Regions from separate parts of the Homo sapiens genome. Here region 2 is linked to region 1. Evidence: read pairs that join two places in POLR2A ChIA-PET (ENCODE). Cell type or tissue: OCI-LY7. All regions are shown on one strand. Each heading gives the region's core, and the rest is flanking DNA. Links, peaks and the distances in the headings are about the cores only.

The links. ChIA-PET counts read pairs that join two places held together with the same protein. Peaks named below come from ENCODE experiments on the same cell type or tissue, not always from the same donor. Only the 100,000 strongest peaks of a DNase experiment are listed, where the experiment ranks them.
Region 2: POLR2A ChIA-PET joins it to region 1 with 5 read pairs; 1 of 35 experiments calls an interaction of 5 or more read pairs at or near these places.

The regions. Positions count from the first base shown.
Region 1 is chr3:57,075,648-57,087,080 of GRCh38, forward strand. It overlaps a transcript of ARHGEF3 not described here. Among named protein-coding and RNA genes, the nearest start is that of SPATA12, 21 kb to the left of the region's middle. RefSeq lists silencers at 3,016-3,155, 3,636-3,705. In OCI-LY7, for the core only: no CTCF peak of the experiment used is centred there; no DNase peak of the experiment used is centred there; H3K4me3 peaks cover 80 bases; H3K27ac peaks cover 110 bases.
Region 2 is chr3:55,218,794-55,230,226 of GRCh38, forward strand. All of the region lies in intron 2 of LOC124906243 (a long non-coding RNA gene), which reads right to left. It overlaps LINC02030 (long intergenic non-protein coding RNA 2030), which reads left to right and starts at 8,062. Exons shown (of 6, transcript NR_183750.1): 1 at 8,062-8,175. In OCI-LY7, for the core only: no CTCF peak of the experiment used is centred there; a DNase peak (open chromatin) is centred at 4,668; H3K4me3 peaks cover 590 bases; H3K27ac peaks cover 2,370 bases.

The DNA of each region.
Region 1 (11,433 bases), core at 4,885-8,884:
AAAAATACATAAATTAGCTAGGCATGGTGGTGCATGCCCATAGTCCCAGTTACTCAGGAGGCTGAGGTGGGAGGATTGCTTGAGCCTGAGAGGCAGATGTTGCAGTGAGCCAAGATCACGCCACTGCATGCCAGCCTGGGCAAGAAAGCAAGACCCTATCTCTAAAAAAGAAAAAAGAAAAAGAAATGTGTACCCATTTTCATAACTGAATAAACAATTTTCATCAAAGTAAAGAAGAAAGCAAAGCTTGTCACCAAACCTCTCCACAGCAGACCTCACTCCACCCATCATGCTGATACTATCCCATGAAGAAACTGACTCAATAGATTAGAATTATATATTAAAAAACTTATTTTCAGTTGACTTTCAACCTGTGCAAGCGAAGTGATATGAATTAAAGAATATTTGTACAAACCATTAAGAAAATGGGTCCAAGGATTAATTTTCTTTTAAATATAGCTAGGGTTGCTTTAATAAATTGATTAAGGAATGATACAGAAAAATCCAGGAAAAGAACAAAAGAGAGACAGCCCCTACCCACCCCCACCTCCAACCCAATGAGTTACAGGAGCCTGAACAATACATAACTTGGCCTTGAAGGGTTACTAAACTATGGCAATGGCCTTTCTGCTTCATGCTTCTTTGCCTCAGACCCCCTCTGGTGAGACATGACTGGGCAGCATACTAAGTTCTGGTCAGGGGCTCAGGGACCTTAGTTATGGCAGAGAACTTTAGAGATGGATATTGATGAATGCAGGATAGTCAGAACACGAAGCAGACCATAAGGACTAGAATGATAGCATGCAGGAGGCCACATCTCGTCCTCAACAGTGTGGTACAGGGACTACATCTGGTTCTCTGCCCCCTCTCCTCCAATGGTTCTCTGTCCCCTCTCCTCCAGTGGAACAGGCTATTGCAGGAGATGACAAGTTCCCTGTGCCTAGAGGATTCAAGCTTAGGTTAAACAGTAACTAGGAAGAGGTGTTGCAGAGGTGATTTAATCTGGAGGTGAAAGTATGCTACATTAATGGTCACTTTCAACCCTGAGCTCCTGACAAGCAACCAGTTCCTTTGCATTTCACTACTCTCTAGACTCACCTCACTTCAGTCAATGGGTGTTCATTCACTCAGGACAGTTATTGTGCACCCGCTGTATGCCATGGAGCAGGAGTCAGTAGTCAACAGGACAACACACCTCTGTCCTCTTGAATCCTACATTCTCCTTGGTGGATGCACACAATAAACCTATAAATCAATGTATGAATAAGATCATCCCGGGCAAGCTCTATGAATAAAATACAAGAAAGAGTGTGATAGAAACTAATGGGGGAGGGGCTGCTTTGGACAGAGTGGTCAGAAAAACCATCTGTACAGGGGAGACATCTGAGCAAAATGGCAAGAAAGTGCCTGGCATGGAAGAAGTGATGCTAGGTTGAGGGAACAGCGTGTGCAAAGGCCCTGAGAAGTCTTCTGAAAACTTGAACTCAAATGTTCATGAATTGCATCCCAGCCTAAAGGTCTCACCACAGGCCAACAGTCCCTAACCTCACAGCCTGCCTCTCTTTCCCCTAATTGACCAAGTCAAGGCTGACCTGTATTGCCCACTGAAAAGTGTGTTCTGGGAGGGGGCACAAAGGGCAGCCCCCAGTTTGTAGGGAATTGAGATGTAACGGGGCAAGAACCTCCACTTTCCTACCAGAAGTTCAGAGTCCACTTTTCTGGGGCACAGGCCTCATGGAAAATACAATGTAAGGGGAAACCTCTGGAAAAATAACTGTGCTTCAAGTGCCTCGTGTAGATTTCAGGACGTTCAGTGGGGCTCCAGGTTCAGAGCTCTTATCTGTGGAGATTCAGAAGACAGAAACTAAATTGCCAAGAAGAAAGATACCAAATGGGTGCAGACCAGGAAAACTCTACAGATGGAGGGGGCAATCTGCTAGAAATGAATGAATGTGGGAGAAGGTGACAAGATCAGGTCCCTGGACCCTTAAATAGACTCCCACACTCACAGAGACTAGACAATGTCAGACTGTCAGGAGACCCAAGGCTTAAAAGAATCAAGTGAAATCTACCCACCCTCCCCCCAACCAAGAGGCAAACATTCAATCACACCCCAGAGCTTCCAGAGAAGGTCCAAGACCCCATTTCCCAACAGTGTCCTTGACAAAGTTCATCTCTAATCCCACATTCTGAGATATACTTTGCACAAGGCTAGTTAGCCATAGGAGGTGTTACAGCAAAGCTCAAATTTCCCAGTGCGGAAGGGAACACCATGGCTACTGTGTAAGCACCACCAGCTCCTTACCAGAATAAGGGGAAGGAGCAACTGCCTGCACACCCACCTCATTGAGAAGCTAGGGCTGTGCACGCGCTGTTAGATGTCAGTGATAATAATCACAAGAGCAGCTAACACAGAGGATTTACCCTGCCCCAGTCAGTATTTTAAGCACTTTATCCCTATACAACTCTTTAAGGTTTGTACTGTTATCATCCCCACTTTACAGATGAGAAAACTGAGGCATAGGTAAGCGAAGTAACTTGCCTAGGACTACACAGCTAAGACAAAGACCTAGCAAAGCTCCCCTTCTCCACACCCCAGGGAAGAAAGTGGTTATACCTGGGTAGTGCATGGAACGCTTAAAAATAAGTTTCTACCGGTACATTCAGGGCAACTACCGTCTGGCAGTTCTCGCGTCCTCGCCCAGTGCGGGAAGCAAGCCTGGGCCAGGCAATAAATCCAGCAAGCCGAGTCCTCTAAGAACAAGGCGCTCTGTTTCCGCAACATTCAAGCCCGTGATGGGGCTGCTGATAGTGCAAGAGCAGCTCTCCACCACCGCAAAGCCCAAGGGAACCCGTTTCCACTCGGCTCAATCAGCTTCCAGCCTCAGAAAACGCTCACCCGTCTCTGGCTGCGAGGCACCCACGCTGACCTTAACCCCTTGGCGTCCTCCACCCTGGTGTCCTATCTCGGGATTTTCTGGCTGCTCGGTTTACAAGATGCAGCCGCCGGGACAAGGGCCTCAGGCAGGCTGGGACGGCGCCCGCCGCCCGGAGCGCCCTGAGCCCGGCTCCCCCGCCGCGAAGTGACCCGCGGCCCTGTGAGCCGCCACCAGCAGCGCCCGACGCGACGCTGACCTGCGGGTGCCCCGCGGGGCTGGAGAAGAAAGTTGAGCGAAAGGGGCGCGTCCCAGGACAGGTGGCACCTCCCTCCCCGGAAGTGGCTCCGGGAATTTTCGCTCAAGGGGCTACCCGGGGAACAGAGTCAGGGTCCCCAGCAGGAGCGACGGCTAGTCGAGGCTGGCGGTGGCACTGCCCACCTGCGCTGCGCCCAGTGCGCCCCCGTGCGCTGGGCATACCCCAGACCAGGGAGCGCTCAGGGCCCGCCGGGGACGCCGAGACCTAGCAGGGTAACTCGGAGGTGGGAGTGGGGGTCCAGCTCGGGGACCAGGGCAAAGGAGGGACTAGACCGGAAGACGGTCTCACTCCGGGAGACCTAGCGGGGGTGTCCCGCCAAAGGGGTGTCTAGCCGGGGAGGGTCTAGCGCGGGAGCGGGTTTCCCGACTGCTTCCCGCACTCACCTCGACCCCCGCGCTGGTTCGGCCTCTCCAGGCTGGAAAACTCACCGCGGCGGCGGCGGCTGCGGCGGCGGCTCCCCTGGGCTGGGCGGGGCCGGGGGCGGGGAGGCCGGGCCGGCCACGTGGGCGGGAGGCGGGCCGGGGACCCCCGCGGGCGCCGGAGCCGGGCGACGCAGGACTTGGACGTGGCCACGCCCGGCCACCGCTCGACACCCCAGCTCCCCATGCACGGCCTAGGTCTACAGGGAGGCTAGAAAGAGGAGAGCGGAGGCCCCAGGACATCCCTCCCCCGCCGCCACCTAAATCAGACTCAGGCGGAGAGAATTGACCGAGTCGGAGGAGGGGTAAACAGCCCTGCCCCTCGCTCCCACTGTCCCGCCAGAGAACGCGCCGCGGAAACCCCGAGGGCGGGTCAAGGGCCAGGTACCCGAGTGGGAGTGGACTCTCGTGCCGGGGTGGTAGGGGCTACCCTAGCGGTCCAGGGCCAGAGCCTGCACGCGGCGCCCCCACCCCCACCGCTGGGCTGATCTTGGGTGTGTCAGATCTTGCCCAAGCCTCACTTTCCTCCACGGTGGAGGTGAGAATGAGGACGAGCCTGGAGCTGCGTGAACCCCGGCGCCCAGCAAGCTCTCAGGAATCGCCGGCCTGTAGGTGGACGCAGAGCCTGAAAGTGAGGGGCCTGGGTCGTGCATACGGAAATAAATATGGGACTCTAAATAAAGCGAGTTTCTGCAGGCATTCATTCATTCAACAGATGAACGCCTACGGTCTTCACCACCTCTTAAAATCAGAAATAAAGAATGCCCCAGACTGTAGTTACTGGGCTCAAGAAAGTGTAAACTCTGATGCTAAAAATAAAAAATTCATCGGTTCCCCCCATGTGCCAGCGGTGCATTTTAGGTGCTTGATCGAAGTTAACATTAACGACAGCCTTTAAGGTGGAGGGCCTGTGCGGGCCCGCTTCTCAAATGAAGAAATCGAAGCTTAGCAAGGTGAAGCCAGCCCCCAGAGCCAGAGGATCACAGTCTGGCCCCTGTTTACAGAGGAAAGAGCATCAGCCCAAAGTACTAAGACTCTTGCGCAGGTGCAGGAAGGGTGTGAGGGTTGAGAGCTCCCTGGGAGACCACCTGTAGTGACAGCAGCAGCTGGGATGCAGATCTTCCAGACTTACTTCACAGCAACCTCTGCCTTCTGTTGCAAGTGCTCAGCCTTGCAGTGCTGGGTGGCCTCTTCCTGGCCTGCAGCCCACCTTTTGGGCCAGAAACTGGGCATCTTGAGCAAACCAACTTCTGTTCCAACAGCTGCAACTTCATCCCACTACAGCTTCTGGGGGTTCCTTGACCCCAGACTCAATGCGTTATGACCCACCAGTTTCCTATTCAGGGAACACACTCTCTCCAGTACTCCGTTTCCAAGGACAACTCCTGTGTCCAGACCCCTAGTCCTCAACCTTTTCCCCAAGAACCCTTTTGTCATTCTCCTTCCTCCCTAAAGCAGAAGATCCCTACGACAACCAGGCGTGTTTATCAAGTAATTACATTTACTAAGCAAAGGGCTTCTCCTCTCTCTGAAGAGCCTGCTCCCTCATCTGAGCCCAGCAGTCCCTTCAGATCCGCCAGCCAACACCTGGTGTTCTACCCAGGCAAGCTTGTCAAAGAGAAAAGTTTTCTTTGCATGAGATTCAATTTAACAATTATTTGAGCATCTACTACATGCCACACACTGTGCTAGGCTCTGGGGACAGTAGTGACTGGATACCAAGATAGACACTATCCCTGACCTTATGGAGCTTATGAGCTGATGAGGGAGATAGTCGACTGACCCCTCACCAGGCAGCAAGGGATCAGGATGTGGTGACAGACACCTGGAAGAAGTACTGGCCCAGGCAGAGCACAGGTCACACTGCTGGAAGTCCATGGACGGGGGAGGTAAGGGGAGAAAGAGGCTGGAGGGGCCTTGATGGACAAAGTGAGACATTAGACCTTGTCCACCGAAAGGTTCAGACAGAGACATGATGGGATGTGAGCTACAGTTTGAAGACATCACACTGGCTGCTGAGTGAAAGATGATGTGGCAAGTGAGTCTCCTATATACAGCCAAAGGCAATGTGCCTTTTTATTATTACTAAAGGCAAATGCCTTGACTTCCTCTGTTTTATAATTCAGGATTTCCGGAAAGCAGGACACATCTGCAAGTAGGATATTTAGATTAGCAACACAGCAATTTAACCCACAAGGTTTCTATGTGCAGCTCTCCCACCCTCTCCTATCCATGCTGTGCTTGGCCCTGAGGTGGGCTTAGGGTTGGGGAGGACTTCGTTCCTAGACTCAGACTGAGAGTCTGTGGGGGGAGAGGTGATACACCCAAAGACAGTCCTTTATGGGGTGAGAGAGAAGATAGGCAGGAAATGTGGATGTCTATCCACAAAGTTTGGAAACTGGTGAAGACTCCAGAAGCCTCTGATGGTCAGTCATCTCTTCTCCTTGAAATAGTCAGTTTATTCATAAGGGCCCGTTCTTAAGTTCAGTTCCCTCTCCCCAAACTACAAGACAGGATGAGAAGGCCATGTACGGTGGCTCACACCTGTAATCCCAGCACTTTGGGAGGCCAAAGTGGGAGGATCACTTGAAGCCAGGAGTTTAAGACCAGCCTGGGCAACAAAGTGAGATCCCTGTCTCTACCAAAAATTTAAAAATTAGCTCGGCGTGGTGGTGTGTTTCTGTAGTCCCAGCTACTCAGGAGGCTGAGGCAGGAGGATTGTTTGAACCCAGTTTGGGGTTGCAGTAAGCCATGATCACACCACTGTACTCCAACCCGGGCTAACAGAGAAACCTTATCTCAAAAAAAAAAAAAAAAAAAAAATCAGGCTAGGGTGGGATCAGGGCAGTTACTTAACAAAATCATCAATTGGGGAAGCCAGGGTTTCTGCAAGAAACCCCCACCTGGATGGGCAAAGGATGAGCTGTGACTGACACCAGGCAGAAAAGCAATGGAGAGGGGCCAGGGCAAGGGGCTGGGTAGCACCTTCAGGGAAAGCAGCCGCAGGAGAAGGCACAACCAGGGTCAAGGGTGGGACTCTGAGATGACTGGCCCCAGCCACCTAGTAACCACTGGGTACCTTGAACACTTGCTGAGTGTCTGTTGTGTGTAACCTTACATTTAAAACCCTCTGCTTATGTAACACTACTCACTGTAAAGCAATATAGAAAATAGCAGAGGTACAAAGAATAAGAAAACCCACCCACAATCACACCATCCAGCAGTAACCACTGTTAATCTGTGTCCTTTATTTTTCATTTAACATATTGTGAATGCTTTCCTTTGTCGTGAAATATTCTCCCACAACATGATTGCTAAAGGCCATTTGGTCCATTGTATGCATGTGCCCTCTTATAATCAATTCCGACTGGTACTTGGTTTGTTCCTCATTTCTCGTTATCAGGATAATGCTTAGTAATGAATTTTTTGTTTGTTTGTTTTTTGAGGCAGAACCTCACTCTGTTGCGCAGGCTGGAATACAGTGATGTGATCTCACTGCAACCTTCACCTCCCAGGTTCAAGTGATTCTCGTGCCTCAGCTTCCCGAGTAGCTGGAATCACAGGCACCCACCACCATGCCCAGCTAATTTTTTTTTTTAATTAGAAATGGGGTTTTGCCATGTTGGCCAGGCTGGTCTCAAACTCCTGGCCTCAAGTGATCCACCCACCTTGGCCTCCCAAAGCGGGGATTACAGGTGTGAGCCACCACTTCCGGCCTGAAAATCTTTTTTTTTTTTTTTTTTTTTTTTTTTTTTTTTTTTTTTTTGAGGCAGGGTCTCGGTGTCTTGCCCAGGCTGGAGTGCAGTGGCACAATCTCAGCTCAGTACAACCTTGACCTCCCAGGCTCAAGTGATCCTCTCACCTCAGTCTCCCAAGTAGCTGGGACTACAGGCGTGCACCACCATACCCAGCTAATTTTTGTATTTTTTTGTAGAGACAGGTTCTCACTATGTTGCCAAAGCTGGTCACCAACTCCTAAACTCAAGCAATCTACCCGCCTCAGCCTCCCAAAGTGCTGGGATTATAGGCATGAGCCACCATATCCAGCCTCAAAAATCTTTGCACAACAAATGTAAGCACGCATTTTTAGTTACTTACTAAAGATAAAACCCCAGAAGTGGAATTACTGGAAGAGACATTTAACTCTCTGCCTGTAGCAATGCACTGTATAGATGCTCCCCCTCCCCCACTTTTTGGCATTTGAAAGGTGTGCCGTGTCCGGTTGCAGTCTTCACCCAGGGGATGGTGATGTGTCTGGGTATCGGTCTTTTTTTTTTTTTTGAGACAAGAGTCTCACTGTATCACCCAGGCTGCAGTGCAATGGCGCGATCTCGGCTCACTGCAGCCTCTGCCTCCCGGGCTCAAGTGATTCTCCTGCCTCAGCCTACTGAGTAGCTGGGATTACAGGCCCACGCCACCACACCCGGCTAATTTTTGTATTTTCAGTAGAGACGGGGTTTCACCATGTTGGTCAGGCTGGTTTCACACTCCTGACCTCGTGATCCGCCCGCCTCGGCCTTCCAAAGTGCTGGGATTACAGGTGTGAGTCACTGCGCCTGGCCTGGGTGTCAGTCTTATTGTTCAGGCCTAAGCAATGCTCTTCAAGTGCTACTAAAAGCCTTCTTTGGAAGCAAGTCCTTTCTGCTTTCATAATCTGGGTTAGAAAACCTGAGGAGCAAGGCTGAGCTGGGGAGTGGGAAGACAGAGAGAGGCTGTGGAGTGGGAAATACCTGAGTTCAAATACAACTTGAGCCCTGTCCTGAGGTGGGACATGGGCTCCAAAGTCCCTTTGGGAGGCTGAGGGGAGCTCAGGCACTATGCAATGCATGGCATAGTAGCAGGCATCCAACACACATTGGTAATTCTGATACGGCTCGTGTCGCTAACCAAACCTGTGTCTATAGCAAGCTATTATCCAGTCTGAGGACAGGAACCACAGGGTGTAAAACCTTGAGATAACAGAGCCTTGTGGGGGAAATACATAAAACAGCCCAGTCGTTCTCCACTCTGGGATCATGGTAAATGGATGGGAGCCATGTTCCAATTTGCAAAGTGAGGCACAGATGCAGTTTTCTCTTCTAGGGAGCCTTTTAAATTTACTAATAACTGTTATTTCTCAGCCGGGCACATGGCTCATGCCTGTAATCCTAGCGCTTTGAGAGGCCAAAGCAGGTAGATTGCTTGAGCCCAGGAGTTCAAGACCAGCCTGGGCAACATGGTGAAACCCCATCTCTACAAAAAAACACAAAAATCAGTGGGGCATGGTGGCGCAGGCCTATAGTCCCAGCTACTCAGGAGGCTAAAGTGGGAGGATCGCTTGAGCCTGGGAGGTTGAGGCTGTAGTGAGTGGATCTGCAGCTTGGGGTGACACAGTGAGACCCTGTTAAATAAATAATAAAAATAATAAAGAAAGAAAAGAAAAAAACACTATTATTCCCTATCTTGATGACAGCTAAAACAGATAGTAATGTTTTTGAGCACTTGTCATGTGCCAGGCACTGAGCGGGCTATCCCCTCCCATCCCCTGCTTTATCCTCACAACAACCCCATGAGGCAGGTACATTTTTTTACCTTCGTCTGACTGATGAGGAAACTGAGAACCAGGGAGATGAGGTGACTTGCCCCAGTGACTACTCAGTGGTAGGGTGGGGTGCAAGCTGGTTAAAGCAGTAAAACAAGAGTCCAGTCCAGATGGAAGGCCTCCGCAAGGGATACGGCCTCCCCTCATGAAGCAACATTCTAGTGAGCAAGAGGTTCCTGAAGACACATGTCAGGACCTAGACTAGAGGTGGACAGTAGACAGGGAAGGTCTCATTGCAAAGGAGGGATGGAGACTGAGAAAGGGTGATTCAGGTAGAAGAAACAGCACATGCAAAGAACCCGGGGCAGGAACACAGGAGTGAGGAATTTCAACAGTCTGGTATGATCAGAGAAAGAAGGGACACAGAGAGGAGAAGTCAGCAAGGCATCACATAAGAGATTCGGTATTCACTTCCAGGGCCACTAGTGGTTTTCAGCAGAAAGTGACATCTGATCAAGTACCCATCTCCCTTGAAGACCATTCCCAGCTGCCCTGTGGAACTGAGACCTCCAGGAGGCAGGGATTCCATTTCAGTTAGCTACGCCATCAGCTACCCAGGCCAGGGCCAAGGGAGACATTCAGGAGAAATCCCATTTCGTAACTGTACACCTCCTAACCTGCCCCCATGACTCATCCCTATAGGAACAGGGGCTTTCTGCGTGCCATCCTTTGTGCCCAGAATTTCACCCAGCCTCAAAATAGACCCATTAGGTACTGAATTATTAACTGTTTTTTTGTTTTGTTTTGTTGTTTTGAGACAGAGTTTTGCTCTGTCGCCCAGGCTGGAGTGCAGTGGTGCGATCTCGGCTCACTGCAACCTCCACTTCCCAGGCTCAAGTGATCCTCCCACCTCAGCCTCCTGAGTCGCTGAGACTACAGGCACATGCCACCATGCCCAGCTGATTTTTGTATTTTTAGTAGAGACGGGGTTTCAACATGTTGGCCAGGCTGGTCTCGAACTCCTGACCTCAGGTGATCCGCCCACCTCGGCCTCCCAAAGTGCTGGGGTTACAGGTATGAGCCACTGTGCCTGGCCCTATTATTAACTGTTTTCTAGATGGAGAAAATAAGTCCTAAACAGGGCAAGGCACCTGCTTAGGGAAACACAGAAAATGGCAAACTGAGATCTAAGTTCAAGATGCCTCAGACCAAAGCCTGCCTCAACTTTAATCACAATGCTAATTTTCATCTCATGAATAATAACACACAATTATACACAGGTGTGCAAGATACTGAAGCATATCTACCTCCAGAGATACAGAACCAAAGGCAGGACCTGACTGTATTTGCATTCAGCTGCCAGGCATGCTCCTGCCTTTCTTTTCTACAAGTTTCCTCTGGCCTGGCCTTGCCCAACCTGGTAGGAAGTCTATGGTTTGTTTTGAGGCTGATGTCTGCCCACTCCCCAGAATGTCTCTGACCAGCAAGAGTGAAAAAGACCAGGCAGAGCCATCTCATTCTGGAAGACTGTTATTTGATCTCCTCCCACCTCCCTCCACTAATTTCTAAAACTTGGGAAATTGCCCTGACCTTGTGCTGATGGTTTGAGAAACAACCCCTGCCTTTGTTCACATTCAGAGTGGAGAGTGGTCATCTGCCTGGCACAGAGACCTTACAGCAGCAAGTCCAGAAAAATGTATCTCTATCAGGATTAAATGGCAACCAGGAAAAAAGGAGTCTGGGGAATGGAACATCAGCAGATCTCAAGGTGCACAGTCAACTGTCACAGGCTATGTGTGGTCAGCTATTGGGAACCCCAGAGCTAATGTCTTAATTTTGCCAAATTAAGTTCCTCTTCAACCCTCACCTCTGCAACAGCCAGGCATGGACCCACCCTTTTCTTTTAGGGGATAGAAATGATACAACTTATCACCTGACAAAGCACTTGGCCTAAAGTTCCTTGTGGGCATGGAACTGTCTCCCACCCATCCCGATATGGCCCCCAAAAAGCCCAAGACCTGCTCTTCCATTATATAATTAATAGCTACTATTCACCAAGTACCTGGCATTTGCTGAGCACAGCCTTGGGTACTTTATATACTCCATCTCATTTAATCCTCACAATAACCCTTTGTGGTGAGTATTAGGCCCATCTTACAGATGAAGAAACTGAGTTTCAGAACACTTAGATGACTTGCCCTCAACTCTATACATAGGAAGAGGTGGAGTCAGGAGGGCAGGAGTACTGTGTACCATGTCCATCACTATGTCTGTTTCCCAGCACACACTTTGGAATTA
Region 2 (11,433 bases), core at 2,939-6,938, 1.9 Mb before region 1:
TTAAACAGAAGTGGCAAAAGTGGGCATTCTGGTCTTCTTCCAGATCTTAGAGGAAAGGCTTTCAACATTTCCTCTTTCAGTATGATGTTAGCTGTGAGTTTGCCATTTGTGACTTTTATTGTTTTGAGGTACATTTGTTCTATGCTTAATTTGTTCAGTTTTTATCAAGATGTTGAATTTTATTAAATGTTTTTCCTGTGTCTATTGAGAAGATCATATGATTATTGTCCTTCATTCTGTTGATATGATCTATCACATTTATTGACTTATGTATGTTAAACCATCCTTCCATCTCTGGAATAAATCCTACTTGATCATGGTGTATAATCTTTTTGATGTGCTGTTGGATTTGATTTGCTAGTATTTTTTTTAGAACATTTGTGTCTATGTTCATCAGTGATATTGGCCTGTAGCTACCTTTGTTTGTCCTTTTCTGGTTTTGAGATCAGGGTAATGCTGGCCTCATAGAGTGTGCTTAGAAGAATTCCCTTCCCTTCATTTTTTGGAAAAGTTTGAGAAGAATTAATATTAATTCTAAAAGTTTGGTGGAATTCAGCAGTGAACTATCCAGTCCTGAACTTTTCTTTGTTGGGAGTCTTTTTATTACTGATTCAATCTCATAACTTGTTATTAGTCTGTTCACATTGTATGCATACAGGAATTTGTCCTTTTCTTCTATGTTTTCCAATTTTTTGCATATAGTTGTTCATAAGTCTCTAACAATCATTTGTATTTCTGTGGTATTGATTGTAAAGTCTCCTTTATAGTCTCTGATCTTATTTATTTAGGTCCACTTTTTTATCTTAGCCTACCTAAAGGTTTGTCAATCTTGCTTATCATTTAAGAAAACCAACTTTCATTTCACTGATCCTTTGGGGTTTTTTTAGCCTCTATTTTGTTTAGTTCTACTTTAATCTTTATTATATTTTCTCCTATTTATTTTGAGTTTGGTTTGTTCTTACTTTTTTCATTTCTTGAGCTGCATTGTTAGGTTGCTTATTTTCAATGCTTTTTTGATGTAGGCATTCATTGCTATGACTTCCCTCTTACGATTGCTTTTGCTATATCCCATAGGTCTTGGTATGCTATGTTTTCATTTTTATTTGTTTCAATAAATTATTTAACTTTCCTTCCTAATTTATTGCCCATTGGTTGTTCAGGAACATGCTGTTAAACTTCCATGTGTTCATATAGTTTCCAAAATTCCTTTTGTTACATATTTTTAGTTTATTCTACCCTGGTCAGAAAGGATACTTGATACAATTGATTTTTAAAAATTTGTTGAGACTTGCTCTGTGGCCTAACATATGTTCTATTCTGGAGAATGTTCCATGTGCTAATTAGTAGAATGTGTATTCTGCAGCTGTTGGATTAAATGTTCAGTAAATGTTGGTTAGGTCCATTTGGTCTAGAATGCAATTTAACTCTGATGCTTCTTTGTTGGTTTTCTGTCTGGATGATCTGTTGATTGCTGAAAGTGTGGGTGCTAAAGTCCCCTACTAATATTGTATTGCAATCTATCTCTCCCTTTAGATCTATTACTATTTGTTTTATATATTTGATGCTTCAGTGTTGGGTGCATATATATTTACAATTGTTGTATACTTTTGCTGAATCGACCCATTTATGATTATTATATAAATACCTTCTTTGTCTCTTTCTACAGTTTTTGACTTAAAGTCTATTTTATCTGATATAAATATAATTACTGCTATTCTCTTTTGGTTTCCGTTTGCATGAGGTATCTTTTTCCATCCCTTTAGTTTCAGTCTATGTGTGTCCTTCAGGTGAGGTGAGTCTCTTTTTGGCAGCATATACTTGGGTCTTGTTCTTTAATCATTCAGATGTGTTATCATTTTTAATCCACCCTGCCAATTTCTGTCTTTCAGTTCCTGTTTTGCAGGCCACTCACGTTTAATGTAATTATTGATATGTTAGAGTTTAAGTCTGCCATTTTTTGTTTTGTTTGTTCTGTTTTTCATTTCTCTTTTTTTAAAATGCCTTCCTGTGGATTAGTTGACATTTTAAAAATAACATGATGATTTATCTTTGTTTTAAAAGTAAATTTTTGTATAGATTTTGAGTGGTTTCCTGAAGTTTTACATTACATATACATAACTTATTACAATCATTGTAACAGTTCTAGTGGAATATGGAAACCCTACCCCCTTTACCTCCACATTTATAATAAAATTGTCTTAATGTAAAATAATTGTCTTAAATATTTCCCATACAAACATTTAGAACTGCATTGAATAGTATTAGAATTTTTGCTTTTCTGTCAAGCATAATTCACAAATCCAAGAGGAGAAGGAACATTTACCCATATTTTTACTCTTGCAGTTGTTCTTTCTTTTTTCTTCATGTTTGGAAACCTCTCTTATCATTTCCTTTCTGTTAAGAGAATTTCCTCTACTTATTATTTCAGGGTAGGTCTTTTTGGTGACAAAATTCTCTTAATGCTGGCTTCCTATGAAAATGACATGATGTCCTATCCATTCCTGGAAGAGTATTTTTGCGGATATATAAATCTATATTGGTATTTTTTTTTCCTCCAGCACTTGGAATATTTGGGGCCACATCCTTACATCCTCCATGGATTCTGATGAGAATTTACAGTCATTTAAATGGTTTTTACTCTGTAGGTAAGATGGTGTTTCTTTCTTGCAGCTTCTACAATTTTTTTATCTTAGTTTTCAGAAGTTTTATGTGTCTTGGATTTCTTTGGGTTTATTCTCTGTGAGATTCTCTTAATTTTTGAAACTGTAGGCATATGTCTTATGCCAAATTAGAAAGTTATCAATCATAATTTTTGGGACTATTTTTAAGTCTTGTTGTATTGTCTTGTCCTTCTGGGACTCTGATGACACAAACAGATCTTTTGTTATAGTCTCACAGGTTCCTGAAGTTCATTTGTTTTAAGCTTATTTTTTCTCCATTGTCCAGATTAAGTAACTTACATTGTTCTACTCTTAAGTTTGCTGATTCTTTCCTCTGTGCCCGCTAGTTTGCTATTAAGCCCATCTGTTGAAATTTTTGTTGTTTGAAAATTTCAGTTATTGTATTTTCCAGTTCCAGAAGTTCCATTTGGTTCTTCTTTGTATTTCTTTTCTGAGACTTTTCTATTTCTTCACTGTGACTTTTCATTTTACATTAAAAAAATTGTTTATCAACATTTGTAATTGCTCTTTGAAGCATTTTTATTATGACTGCTTTAAAATCCTTGTGAGATAATTCTAATACCTCTGTCATATTCATATCTCTATCTATTGATTGTCTTTCTTCATTACAGTTGAGATTTTCTCAGTTCTTAGTATGCTGAATAATATTTTATTGAAACAAGGTCATTTTTGGTATTATGATTCTGAACTTTATTTAAACCTTCTGTTTTAGCTGTGTGTGTGTGTGTGTGTGTGTGTGTGTGTGTGATGCCACTTCAGCAGAGGTACAAAGGGACTGTCTTCTTAGTGCAAGGTTGGGTAGGCATCAAGATTTCCCACTTAGCCTCTGTTGTCACCTGAGGAAGTAAAGTCCCCTTATGACTGCTCCTGGCTCCTCACCAGGCCTCTGCTGATACCACCCTGGTAGGAGGAACAGGAGTGCTTCACTACTGCTCCCCATGTGCCCTCCACTGACATTGTGGGAGAGTGACCTCTTTGCTGCTGAGTGATGGTGAATGTCCTGATTCTCCTCTAGGCCTTCTCTGATACCACTCTAGTGGAAAGGAGTAGAGGTGCTTCATTACAAGGTTTTCTTTGACATCATGGCAGGGAAGAAGGAAGGTGTCACTGGCAGGAGTTCTGGCTTCCTACTCAGTCTTCTCTGACTTTACTTCTGCAAGGGTGTTGAGGTGTCTTGTTACTTCCTGGTAAACATCTAGAGTCCCCACTCAGTCTTTCCTAGCAAGAGTGGAGTTGGGGTCTCTGTTTTTACTGTGATGTTTGGCTAGAGTAGAACAGTTATTGTCTTAAAGTATTCTGTCTTGGTAGGCTGGCTGTCCCTTTTGTGATATCTTGGTTAGAAAATGGGGCTTTTGTTTAGAATTTTTTAATTTTTTGGGGGCTGTGTCTATTGATTATTGATGTTTCCATGCTGCTGGTTTCTTCAGCTACAAGTCCAGGCTAAATGAGACAAAGAGAAAACCCAGGGAACTCACTGCCTTTTGAGACCCAAGGTCTCCAGCTGGTTTGTCTTCTTATCTTCACCTTATGCTTATTTTACATTCAGTTTTTATTTGACTTAATTGGGGAAATAATGAAAAGTATCTATTCTTTTTTCCTGGAAGTGAAAGTCTCCTGATTTGTTCTAAAATAAATATCTGCTTTGCCAAATGGAAGGGTCACTTAAATGCAGATGGTGAAACTAAATTGGAAAACAAAACCAAGTTGAATAAAAACTTAGCTATAAGATGATTTTGTAAACTTAAATGCTATGTCTCTAATTTCTCTAATTTTAACATGCAATGAAGGACTTACTTTTTATTTTATAATCTTTTTTTCTGAGTTCTGATGGCTAAATTTAAAAGGGCAGTTTTTAGTGCTGAGATATAAATTGCATCCTGGGATTTAAGTAGTTCAGCTACATCCTGATTCTGGTGCTAGTCTTTCATTTGAATATTTCTTCCTCAAACCAGTATGTACTGATGGTCTATTTTGTGCTCAGCTGTATGGTAGGTTCTTGAGATTCAACTTTGAGATGGCCAGATAGTCACTGCTCTTCTGGACCTAAAAGTCTAGCACCGTGTACTTCTGAGCTCTGCCAACAACTTCCTGTGACATCCTAAATAAATATCTCTCTCTTTTTTTTTTTAATTTTTGCTTTCGGTTTAAAATCTTTAAAATGAGGTGGATGGATTAAACTAGAATCTGTTTTGGGTTATTAAATCCATTGAGCGTATGATTAAAGCCATGTTCTTCAGAAAAATGTTGCATGCCTGTCCAAATATATAACATGTACACATAGTGTTACATAAAATTCTGCAGGATTCACAGTGAATCATTAGGTTAGAAACTTCTCTATTATTTGTTGTCCAAGAGACCTTTGAATTATATCGTTTTATGTTTTTAAATATTATACAAATTTCTTGAGACCAGAAAGCAATCATAAGAAAACTTGCTGGAATTCAGGAGTTGTTCTAAACAATTTATATGAATTTTCTCACTTTATCCTCATAGCAAATTTTATTAAGCAGATATAATAAGTGAATAAACTGTAAAGGAACATTAAAGAGAAGATCTTTTCTCTTATATACTTAAATGAGTCTAAAGGGATATATTGTGCCTTATAAATTCAAAATTAACAAAATTCTAAAGTTGAAATTTCCTACAGGGGTGATATAAAAATAGGAATTGAGGGAGACTAAAGTAGGTAAGGGGATATTAGTCATTTGTAAAGGAGAAGATATAAATATTTATCAGCTTGAAGCATTGTAAGAAAAAATAAATAAAAGTGTGAGTCCTAAAAAGTTTGAGGCTTACTAGTGGGAAAACAGAAATAGAATTAGTAACTTTAAAAATAAACTGCTCATGAAAAATAAGAAATGATCTTTAAAATAAAAATTTTAAATGATACATTCAAGAATCATAATGTTAAATGGCAGAAATGTGCCTCAATTAATTCAATATTATAAATAATATGAATAAAATGAACATACTTAACAGAAGACAGGGATTCTCAAATTAAATTAAAACAAAAATCAAAACATCACCCAGCTATATAATTTGGAAAAAGATACACTTCAAATAAAAGGACAGAGAATTGAGAAAAATAAAGGATAGAAGAAGATATGCCACACAAATATGAATCAAAAGAGCATTTCAGATATGCAAGATTTTAAAAATCACAGGGAATGAAGAGAGACGCTGCATTTAAATTTAAAAAATAATCTACAAGCATTCACAATTTTGAGAGCAAAATGCACAAAGCAATGGATGACAGAAACAAGAGAGAGAAGTAAAAAGTTATTGGAGATTTTAAATCATTGCTCTCAGAAACTGACATACTATATCCAATCAACATAAACTGAAATGGAGAAGATGACAATAAAATAATTACCAAATTATACACACAAATTTATATAGAACTTTGCACCCAAACACAGAATATACATTTTTGTTCTAGAATAAATTTATCAGTCACAGAAACAGATCATATGCTACAGACCAAAGTCTCAGTATATTCCTATTGTCTGAATTCTAGACAATATTCTCTAACTTCAATGTAATACAATTTAAAATTAATAGAGTTGACTGAAAAAAAGATTAGTGTGTCTGAAATCTAAGAAAAAGCAAAACAAAACAAAATCTACTACCAGGTAGACCGTGGGTAAAATAGAAAACAAAAGGAGGAATTGCAGCAGACTTCTTGCTTAATGACAATGAAAGCCATTTATGTCAGCATTTGTGGGATGTAGCTAACACAGTTCTCAGAGGACAGTTTATAGCTTTGAATATATTCTCAAAATAAAGATTGAAAATTAATAAGCTAAGTGGTTATTTAAAGATGGTAGAAAAAGGAAAATAGAGCAAGCCTCCCCAAATAAGAAATATGGCAATATGAAGAGGCATAAATCGATAAAATGGAGATGAGTATAACAATAAACAAATACAGATCTTAACACACAAAAGTCAGACTTTTTAGATGACTACTAAATAACCCTCTCTGGTAACAGTTTTTTTCAAAAAACAGGGAAAAAGGGAGATGAAATAAAGAATACGGAATAAATATAGGGACAAGTTAAATAATATCAGTCATATTCTAATATATTTGCAAACCTAGAAAAAACAATGTTTATAAAAAATGTTAAAATGTACATAAACTTGTATTATTTAAAGAAATTAAAGTGATAATCAATTCGCTCCTACTCCAAAATGACACGCATAGAGGGTTTTAGAGATGAGGTAAGGAATATGCAGTTGTTATACATGTTGTCCCAAAAAGTCAAAAATGACGAAGTCTGGACAGATTATTTTGTGAGGCTAGTATAATTCTTTTTTTTTTTTTTTTTTTGAGATGGAGTCTCACTCTGTTGCCCAGGCTGGAGTGCAGTGGGACAATCTCAGCTCACTGACACCTCTGCCTCCCAGCTTCTAGCAATTCTCCTGCCTCAGCCTCCCGAGTAGCTGAGATTACACATGCACACCGTCACGCCCGGCTAATTTTTTGTATTTTAGTAGAGATGGGGTTTTGCCGTGTTGCCCAGACTGGTCTCAAACTCTTGAGCTCAGATAATCCACCTGCCTTGGCTTCCCAAGGTGCTAGGATTACAGGGGTGAGCCACCGCGCCTGGCTGAGGCTAGTATAATTCTAACAGCCAAGTCACACGAAACAAGTACATGACAAAAATAATAGCACAAGTCAGCTTCTAAACTTAATTTTTTAAATCTTCAATAAAATACATCCTATTTATTTCTGAAAGTATATTAAAATGACCATGACTCAAGGATGGCTTAAAATAAGAAAACCCAGCAATATAACTTCTTTTTAATAGACTAATAAAGTTTAAGGTTGCAATAGTAATAGAGAAAGCATGCAGTAAATTTCAACATGGAGAGATGAGGATGGTTAATGGGTACAAAAAATATTAATAGTTAGAAAGAATGTATAAGGTCTAGTATTTGACAGCACAACAGAGTGACTATGGTCAATAATAATTTAATTATACATTTAAAAATAGCCAAAAGAGTATAATTGGATTGTTTGTAACACAAAGGATAAATACTTGAGGGGATGGATGAACCATTTTATACGATGTGATTATTTCACATTGCATACCTGTATCAAAACATCTCATGTTCCCCATAAAAATATACACCTACTATATACCCATACAAGTTAAAATTAAAAATTAAAAAATTAAAAAAGCCAAAAATAAGTTCAACATCCATTTCTGGAAAAAAAAACTTTAGAAAACTAGACTATAAAGGAATTTCCGTAATCTGATAAAGTTTATCTATCAAAATTCATTGAAAACATCATTTTAATGAATACGCTTTACAAGATTTTAGAACTATTTTTTTTCAGGTCAGGACAAAGAAAAGAATTATCACCATAACAACCATTATTCAAAACATCTGGGGCTGCACGGTGGCTCATGCCTGTAATCCCAGCAGTTTGGGAGGTCAACATGGGTGAATCACTTGAGGTCAGAAGTTTGGGACCAGCCCAGCCAATGTGGTGAGACCCCGTCTCTACTAAAAATATAAAAATTAGCTGTTAGTGGTGGCACACACCTGTAATCCCAGCTACTAGGGAGGCTGAAGCAGGAGAATTGCCTGAACCAGGAAGGCTAACGTTGCAGTGAGATGAGATCATGCCAATGCACTTCAGCCTGGGTGACAAAGTCAGTGAGACTCTGTCTCAAAACAAAAACAAAAACAAAAACAAAAAAAAAATTTGGAAAACAATAAGAGAATAAAAATCAATAACACTACTAATGTGCACCTACTAAAGCAAATTTCTATTCAAAAGTATAAGATAATTTGAATTGTCAAATTTTCTACCTTGTGGCTGGGTCCGGTGGCTCACGCCTATAATCCCAGCACTTTGGGAGGCTGAGGCTGGCAGATCACCTGAGTCAGGAGTTCAAGCCCAGTCTGACCAACATGGTGAAACTTCGCCTCTACTAAAAAAAAATACAAAAATACTTAGCCAGGTGTAGTAGTGGCACCTGTAATCCCAACTACTTGGGAGGCTGAGGCAGGACAATAGCTTGAACCCAGGAGATGGGGGTTGCAGTTAGCTAAGATCATGCCACTGCACTGCAGCCTGGGCAACAGAGTGAGACTCCGTCTCAAAAAAAGAGAGAAAAAAAAATTCTACCTTGAATTATCAATTAAACTGGGATTATCTCTTAGCTAACTTAATAAAGACTACACAGGATCTTTATGAAAAATGTTAAATTTTATTCTAGGACATAAAAGGAGGCCTACATAAGGATCATGCCCAGGGTTGGGGTAATTCAACATTAGAATGTTATCAATATTTCTCAAACTAAGTTGAAAATTAATGCAATTCCAATTAAATTTCAAGGTTTTTTTTAAAAAATAGATTCTAAAATATGTATGGATAAATAAAGGTCTGTAGATATTAAATAATATTTTGAAAGAGAAGAGCACGAAGATTCTTCCTGCCAGGTATTAAGAAATATTAAAAAGCAGTAGTAATTAGGATAGTATGGCAATAAAATAGGGGCAGGACTGAAGACAAAGGTAGCAGATCAGAATACTCATGTGGACTCCCGGGTGCCTCCAGGAACTTGGCATATTACAAAAATGGCATCACGAATCAATGAGAGAAAGAACTGATTATTTGGTAAATAACCTCACTCTATGGCAAATTAAAATTTAATTGCTACTTCCCTTCAAATAAAAAATAAACTCTATATGCAATAAGAATCAAATGTGAAAGTTAAAAGTATAGAATTAATGAAGAAAGTGTAAATAATATCTTTATGACTTTGGAATAGGAAAGGATTTCTTAATCAAGACTCCAAAACATAAACTCTAAAGAGAAAAACCAATGACTTAGCTCGGGCATCAAAATTAAACATTGATTCTCAAAGGTGACCAAGTTAACAGGCAGGGGACACACAGCCACTCCAAGAGGTGAGTACTACCCTTACTCCCACTTTACAGATGAGGACAATGAGGTTAATTAACTTGTCCAAAGTCCCACAGCTAGTTAAGTATAGGGCTGAGATTGGAACCCCGATAACCCGGCTGAATCCAGTCTGTGCCCTTAACTACAGTTACACAGCCTTCTAGGATTTTTCTTGCTGATGTCAAAGGAAGAGAGAATGTCAGGGAAGAAAGGGTCAATGATGTCAGAATACTGCAAAGACAGCAAGGAGAGGCTACTGAATTGAATACTCCAGTGATTTCTGAAAACATCATTTCAGGGAGGGGCAAAGGTGAAGGCTATAATGGGGTTGTAGGGAAATGACCAGCCAGTGGGAAAACTCAACCTTGTAAACTCTAACTCTAGAAAGTTTGAAAAGGAATCATCTTTCTTCTTAATATGAGCCACTGTAGTGTTTTGGGGTTTGCATTGTAATAGTATATTTTAAAAATTTTTTGGATAATGCTATTGATTGTGAACAATACAACGCTTATAAAATTCATGATCCTTACTCTCTAGAACAGATTCTCCACAAATTCAGGGTGTCTGGCGAGTTATGGCCAAAGCCATTCTCAATAAATTAGTTTTCAAACTAGCATCTCCAACTAATATTTTCCACAATGTGCAACCCCCATTCTTCTTTGCAGTAAGGCGTTGGAATGAAACCATACTCTGTTTGTTCTCTAGCTCACATTATGACCTGCTATAAAAAGAATTAATATTCATAAATCTTTTTTACTGCACTAATCTCAGTGTTTTAAAGTGGTGATTACCACCTGACATGGGGGCAGGCCAAAGACTAAAGGAATCTTCAGAGAGCACAAGACCCTATTCCCTCATGAGTGTTCAAAGAGGAAAGTGATGGAAGGATTCACATGTTGAACCTGGGCATAAACATGAACATTTTGAGGAGGCTTTCTATAAGTTTTCTAGATACCTTGGGGTAAAAGTGTCCTGAAATTTTTTTGGTAATGTCTGGGAACACAAGCAGCAGTATTAAGCATGGGTTATGTAACATGGAACACACCACATGGCTAACCTTTCTGAAATTGTCCAGATGGGTCCTACAGTTTGAAAAGCTTAGAAATGTCGCCCGTGATATCCATGTTCTCTGTAATTAAAGCTTCCTCAGGCTCTGACAGCTGAGCAGTAGATTGGTTTTGACTATCCATAGCCAAAGCTACTAAAAGAGCCCACTGGCTTCATAATCCTAGCCGAGGAGAGGTAGACCTTGTCCAACAGGAAACTGAACATGCTGGAAACCAGAATAAAATGGCACATAAAAGCAGGGCAACTGGGGAGAGAATCATTACAGGCTTTGCATATGATTCTACTGGGTTAGTGCAAATGTGATTGCAGTTTTTGCAATTACTTTTAATGGCAAAAACTGCAATTATGTTTGCACCAATCTAATAATTAGAAGAATAAAAAAGTAGGATGGTGCATGTTGTTGAAGATCCTTGTTTTCAAGTTCAAGGTCCAGGGTTATCAAGAGTGGGGATGTCAACCAGGAGGAGGGCTCATTCATTCAATAAATATTTATTGAATTTCTATTATGTCAGAGAGCACCAGGCAAGGCACTGGGGGATGTAACGGTGAGCATAGCAGAGCTTAAAATTGAGTGGACAAGATGGATAAAGAGTGAGAAGAAAGAAAGTGCAATCTGAGATAAATGCTTTTAAGAAAAGCAATAGCTTTAGAGAACTAGTGAAGGAAGCTAATCATGTCTTGGGCATCAGGAAAATTCTAAAGAATTTGAAGGAGTTCAGAAGATGAGTGGGATCGAGAAGCCATTCCAGGCAGAGGAACAAAAAT